Linked DNA regions of Homo sapiens: region 1 is linked to region 2. A link is a loop called in an ENCODE intact Hi-C map of the cell type or tissue named here. Cell type or tissue: chondrocyte. All regions are shown on one strand.

Region 1 (2,500 bases), 530 kb before region 2:
GAGCCTTAACATTGTTTTGTCTCCTCCTCTCCATTTTTAACAGATGATTTTCCCAAACCCCAGATCACGGTTCAGCCAGAAACACAGTCGGCAATAAAAGGTTCCAATTTGAGTTTCATCTGCTCAGCTGCCAGCAGCAGTGATTCCCCAATGACTTTTGCTTGGAAAAAAGACAATGAACTACTGCATGATGCTGAAATGGAAAATTATGCACACCTCCGGGCCCAAGGTGGCGAGGTGATGGAGTATACCACCATCCTTCGGCTGCGCGAGGTGGAATTTGCCAGTGAGGGGAAATATCAGTGTGTCATCTCCAATCACTTTGGTTCATCCTACTCTGTCAAAGCCAAGCTTACAGTAAATAGTATGTGATCTGACTTTTCCTTTAGCATTTAAAGATACCTTTTAGAAATAGAAAGCACCTGTTTTTCTCTCTTAATCTTAACCCTGTCTTTTCTTCTCACAGTTCCCCACCTGACTCTTCCTTTCCCTACCTTTCATTCCACAAAATTAAGATTCTTGGTTATTTGTATCTAAACCTGCAATTATGTTGAAGACGACACCGTACTCAGTGTGGTGAGTAACACAGAGATGAACCAGACATGTTTTTGCTCTTTTTTTTTTCTTTTTCTTTTTTTTTTTTTTGAGACGGAATCTTGCACTGTCACCCAAGGCTGGATGACATCCTGGTTGCAATCTTGGCTCACTGCAACCTCCACCTCCCAGATTCAAGCAATTCTCCTACCTCAGCCTCCTGAGTAGCTGGGATTACAGGCGTGCGCCACCATGCCCGGCCAATTTTTTGTATTTTTAGTAGAGACGGGGTTTCACTATATTGGTCAGGCTGGTCTCGAACGCCTGACCTTGTGATCTGCCCACCTTGGCCTCACAAAGTGCTGGCTGGGATTACAGGTGTGAGCCACCGTGCCCAGCAATGTTTTCCTCTTTGAGAGTTTACAGTGTAGTATACTGATCTGGAAGGCTGCAAAGCATCATGCTGGATGCACACTGCCTTTAATTCAGAGATCTGTGTGTGAATCCTGCCACTCCTGCGTGATTTTCAGCAGGTTGCTTCACTTCTCCGCCTCCAGTTCCACATCTTTCAATTAGGGATAATAGGACCTGCCCCCTAGAGGCATTATGCTCATTTAGTGAAATAATATGTGTAAAGGATGTAGCAAAATGGCTACAAGGTAGTGCTCAGTAAATGCACTGTTAGCCACTGTTAACAGAAGTCTATTCTTGTTTGCTTTGTGTGGTAGGTATACAGTTTTACAGTAGGATCCTTGCCACTTTATCATTTAACTATCTGTATCTGCCGTGGTAGAAGATTTTGAATATGATTCATTAATGCATTCACTCAGCAAATGATGGCTGTGGCCTGGCACATAGAACAGTTTTGAGTTTAAATTGTAGGGCAAAACATGTATCTTAAAAGTCACAGAATGTTAGAGCTACCAGGAGAGACTTTAAAAAAAAAATAGATGAAGTGAGTGGTCAGGGTACAAAGAGATTAATTGATACACCCAAGATCTCACAGTTGATTGTTGAGGAAACTAAAAAGTGGCAGAAAATAGCAGGAAGACCTTCATTCTGAGAATCAGATGACCTCTGTTTTATCCTGACTTCATTGTTTCTGTATCTGTAACCTTGAGCAAGCCTTTTAATCTTTCCATCTCAACTTTAGTTTCCTTGACTTGAAATTGGAATTAACCCCTGCCCAATCTATGTCAGGGACAATCTGTAAGTATCAAACAAACAAACAAATAATAAAAAGGAATGCAAGTGAACCTGTAAGACTCCACTGTGCTAATGCCTATATTGTTTCTCTGATTTCAGTGCTTCCCTCATTCACCAAGACCCCCATGGATCTCACCATCCGAGCTGGGGCCATGGCACGCTTGGAGTGTGCTGCTGTGGGGCACCCAGCCCCCCAGATAGCCTGGCAGAAGGATGGGGGCACAGACTTCCCAGCTGCACGGGAGAGACGCATGCATGTGATGCCCGAGGATGACGTGTTCTTTATCGTGGATGTGAAGATAGAGGACATTGGGGTATACAGCTGCACAGCTCAGAACAGTGCAGGAAGTATTTCAGCAAATGCAACTCTGACTGTCCTAGGTGGGTGAATTTGTTAAGATTCTGTAGTATAAATCAGTCTTGAAGATACTAGCTCATCCAAGGTCCCTAAGTATCAGAAGTTGTGAGAGTAAGAGATGAAGATGTATGGGGCATTGCCTTTTCCTAGAAAGTATTAATGCAAATGGCCTCTTGAACACTTTGAAGTCAGGGATTGCATGACATCCTCAAGTCTGGCCACTGAGGTGAATCCCTGCCCCCTCCATCCTGAAGAGAGGGGCCGAGGAAAAGTTGGGATGCTTTCCCTTTTATGGGGGATCACCCTCCTCTAATTTCCCCACTGTGCTGTCTATATCAGTAGTCTTAACACCATAAAGAACATTAAAAAAAAATGTGGGAACAAATTGGGAAGGCCTTACTC
Region 2 (2,500 bases):
GAGGACTCTGGATTAAAGACAGAAAGGTGAAAACACCCTTTGAAGGAAAAAAAGAAAGTGCTTTTCAAAAAAAAAGTCATAGCCAGCCAGTTATCTTTTGTTAATTGTATCAAGACAATTATTAATTATTCCACTTTAGAGATACCCAGTTGTAAAAGTTGCCTCCAAAAGCAAGAACAGAGATTGGGTTTGCAGGAAATGAAAAAGAAAGGCTTCAAACTGCAGCAGGATGCCCCATTGCAGTCAGCCTCATCTGCTGCTTACAGCCTGGGCCTCAGCATGTTCAGCAAACTTAGGGAACTGGAGCTGTGCATTCTAGTCAGAAGACGGGAGCAAAAGTTGTGCAGATTTTTCAAAGCATATTGTAGATTGCTGGAGTGGTCGGTGGGTTTCCAAAATGCCACTCATATCCAAATCTCTCTAGTACTGCTAAATTTAGGGTCCATAATAAATAATGGATAATCAACTTTGAAATTTATTGAGACACAATTTGAATTGGGGGAAATTACTGTGAATTTAGCAAGAATGCCCTAGGAATAAGAACACAACAGGAACCAAATAGCCCAGACTATGAAAAATAAATATGGTCTTGTGAGGTGATTGGGACCCCATTTTTCAAGGCTGCAAATAGCAAAAAGAGAATGAGAAGGAAAAATAAGGGTTTTCCAAACATTATAAAATGTAGAGCTTCTTGGTTTATAGTGAAATGGACTTGACTCCGGTAGGAAAACCAAGGACCTTGGTTATCATGTTGCTTAGACATTTTGGATGATGTTACACTCAGCATGCATCCTACTAATATTTGGAGCTATATTTCCTTTTTCTAATTCTTAATATTTAATCATTTTTCAAACAGAAAAACATAGCCTGTATTCCTACTGAATTTACCAGGGAGAAATTCTTTTAAAGACACAGTAGTTTATTGGTAGAATTTGTTGGATATCCTGCATTCACCTTCAAAATGGTGCTTATATGTGCACATCTCATGTGTCATTAATCGATTTTAATACTCCATGACTAACAAGTTCTTCTAGAAACCATGTTTCTGTACTGCTGGGAAACAATCTTCGAAAAAATAAAGCTGAACCAGAAATAGAAAGGGTTAGTCTTCTATTTTTTCACACATAGAAAGCATGGGTGCAATTCTGTTTTAATAGCAGAATAAATGGTATAGTGATAATGTTTCACGCTAATAAATTAAATTGGGGTCGCCAATGTAAAATAGAAATGTTTCTGATAGTTATGGCCTGGAAAACGAAATCTGAAAAGAAGTACAATTGCTCCGGAAAATGTTTCTTTGTATTTAAAAAAGGAGACTATCATTTTAACATTTCTCTTAACTTTGCTAAAAATAATAACCGTGACAGAATCCTTTTAGCCCTGCTAACAGGGATGCCAAACGGAAAAAAATAACTAAAGAACCACAGTGACCTCTAGTGGAAAGAAGCAGAATAGGTCTTCATTCACAGCAAGTAGTTAACCATGCAGAGAATGATTTTGCCCATAAAAACATTCTTTCTACAAATAAAATGGAAAGAAAATAATAGTTATTCTAGCCCCAAAAAAGAATTCATATTTATGCTTGGACCTGATTTTTTAGTTGCTAGCAGTTTCAGAGTTGTTTTAAACTATAGAATATGTGGTTGTAATCATGCTATATGCATACTTTTACATGCTCCAATTTAATTTTAACATGACAACACAAGTATTACCCTATGGTATTAAAAAAAAATCTTCCCAAGCACCTTTTTTGATGAGCCACAGTTTACTTAATCTTTCTTTTTTCTAAAAAAAACTTTAAAAGAAACAAACATTTTGCAAAGGAATCCAAATAGAATTAACAAAGCATTGCATAGTAAGGAAGGTTCTAGGGCAACTTACTAAACTCATTGAGATGATTTGTAATCCAAATATCGATTATTAAATGAGCATCTACTACATTCGATTTGCTGATATTAAAAGGACACCATGAAGGACCCAACAAAAAAGGTGATGCTGACAAAAGAAGTGATGCTGGAGGGATATGATCGAGATGATTGAAAGGCACATGCATATGAACAACACGAGGCAGTGCACTGCAATGGGTACCAAATGCCATGACTGACTAAGGAGATGAGAAAGGGGAAAGCATCCCAGCCCTCCAGAAAAGCAACTAGTGAAGCCGTCAAAGGATTGGAGAGTTGAAGAGGAGAAGGAAGATATATACAAGATAGAAGGAATAATAAGCAAAATTACAGAAGCAGGAATTCACAGGGTTTTCTCTAAAGGATGGAGAGTAGATTGTTCCAGCAGAGGACTTGGGAGAGCACACTTCTTGTAACACGAAGGGGGTGAAAAGAACAGGTGCAGAGCATCATCCCCCTCCCAGTCATGGTGCCAGGAGGTTCATGTGCTTTGTTTCAGTTACTCAGCCCAGCCTTGCAATTGCAGTAATGTCACTGATGCCATTTTAAGATGAGAAACCTGAGAGGCTCAAAGGAGGTAAATATTGGCCAGTAAG

The links. Peaks named below come from ENCODE experiments on the same cell type or tissue, not always from the same donor. Only the 100,000 strongest peaks of a DNase experiment are listed, where the experiment ranks them.
Region 1: it touches region 2 in a loop (3-fold over the local background); 4 of 110 quality-filtered maps call a loop at or near these places.

Annotation. Positions count from the first base shown.
Region 1 is chr12:58,878,445-58,880,944 of GRCh38, reverse strand. It overlaps LRIG3 (leucine rich repeats and immunoglobulin like domains 3), which reads left to right. Exons shown (of 19, transcript NM_153377.5): 13 at 44-364; 14 at 1,840-2,121. Among named protein-coding and RNA genes, the nearest start is that of LRIG3, 41 kb to the left of the region's middle. In chondrocyte, a CTCF peak has its summit at 939; no DNase peak of the experiment used is centred here.
Region 2 is chr12:58,345,168-58,347,667 of GRCh38, reverse strand. No RefSeq gene overlaps it. Among named protein-coding and RNA genes, the nearest start is that of LINC02403, 260 kb to the right of the region's middle. In chondrocyte, CTCF peaks have their summits at 1,227 and 1,445 (motif pointing left); no DNase peak of the experiment used is centred here.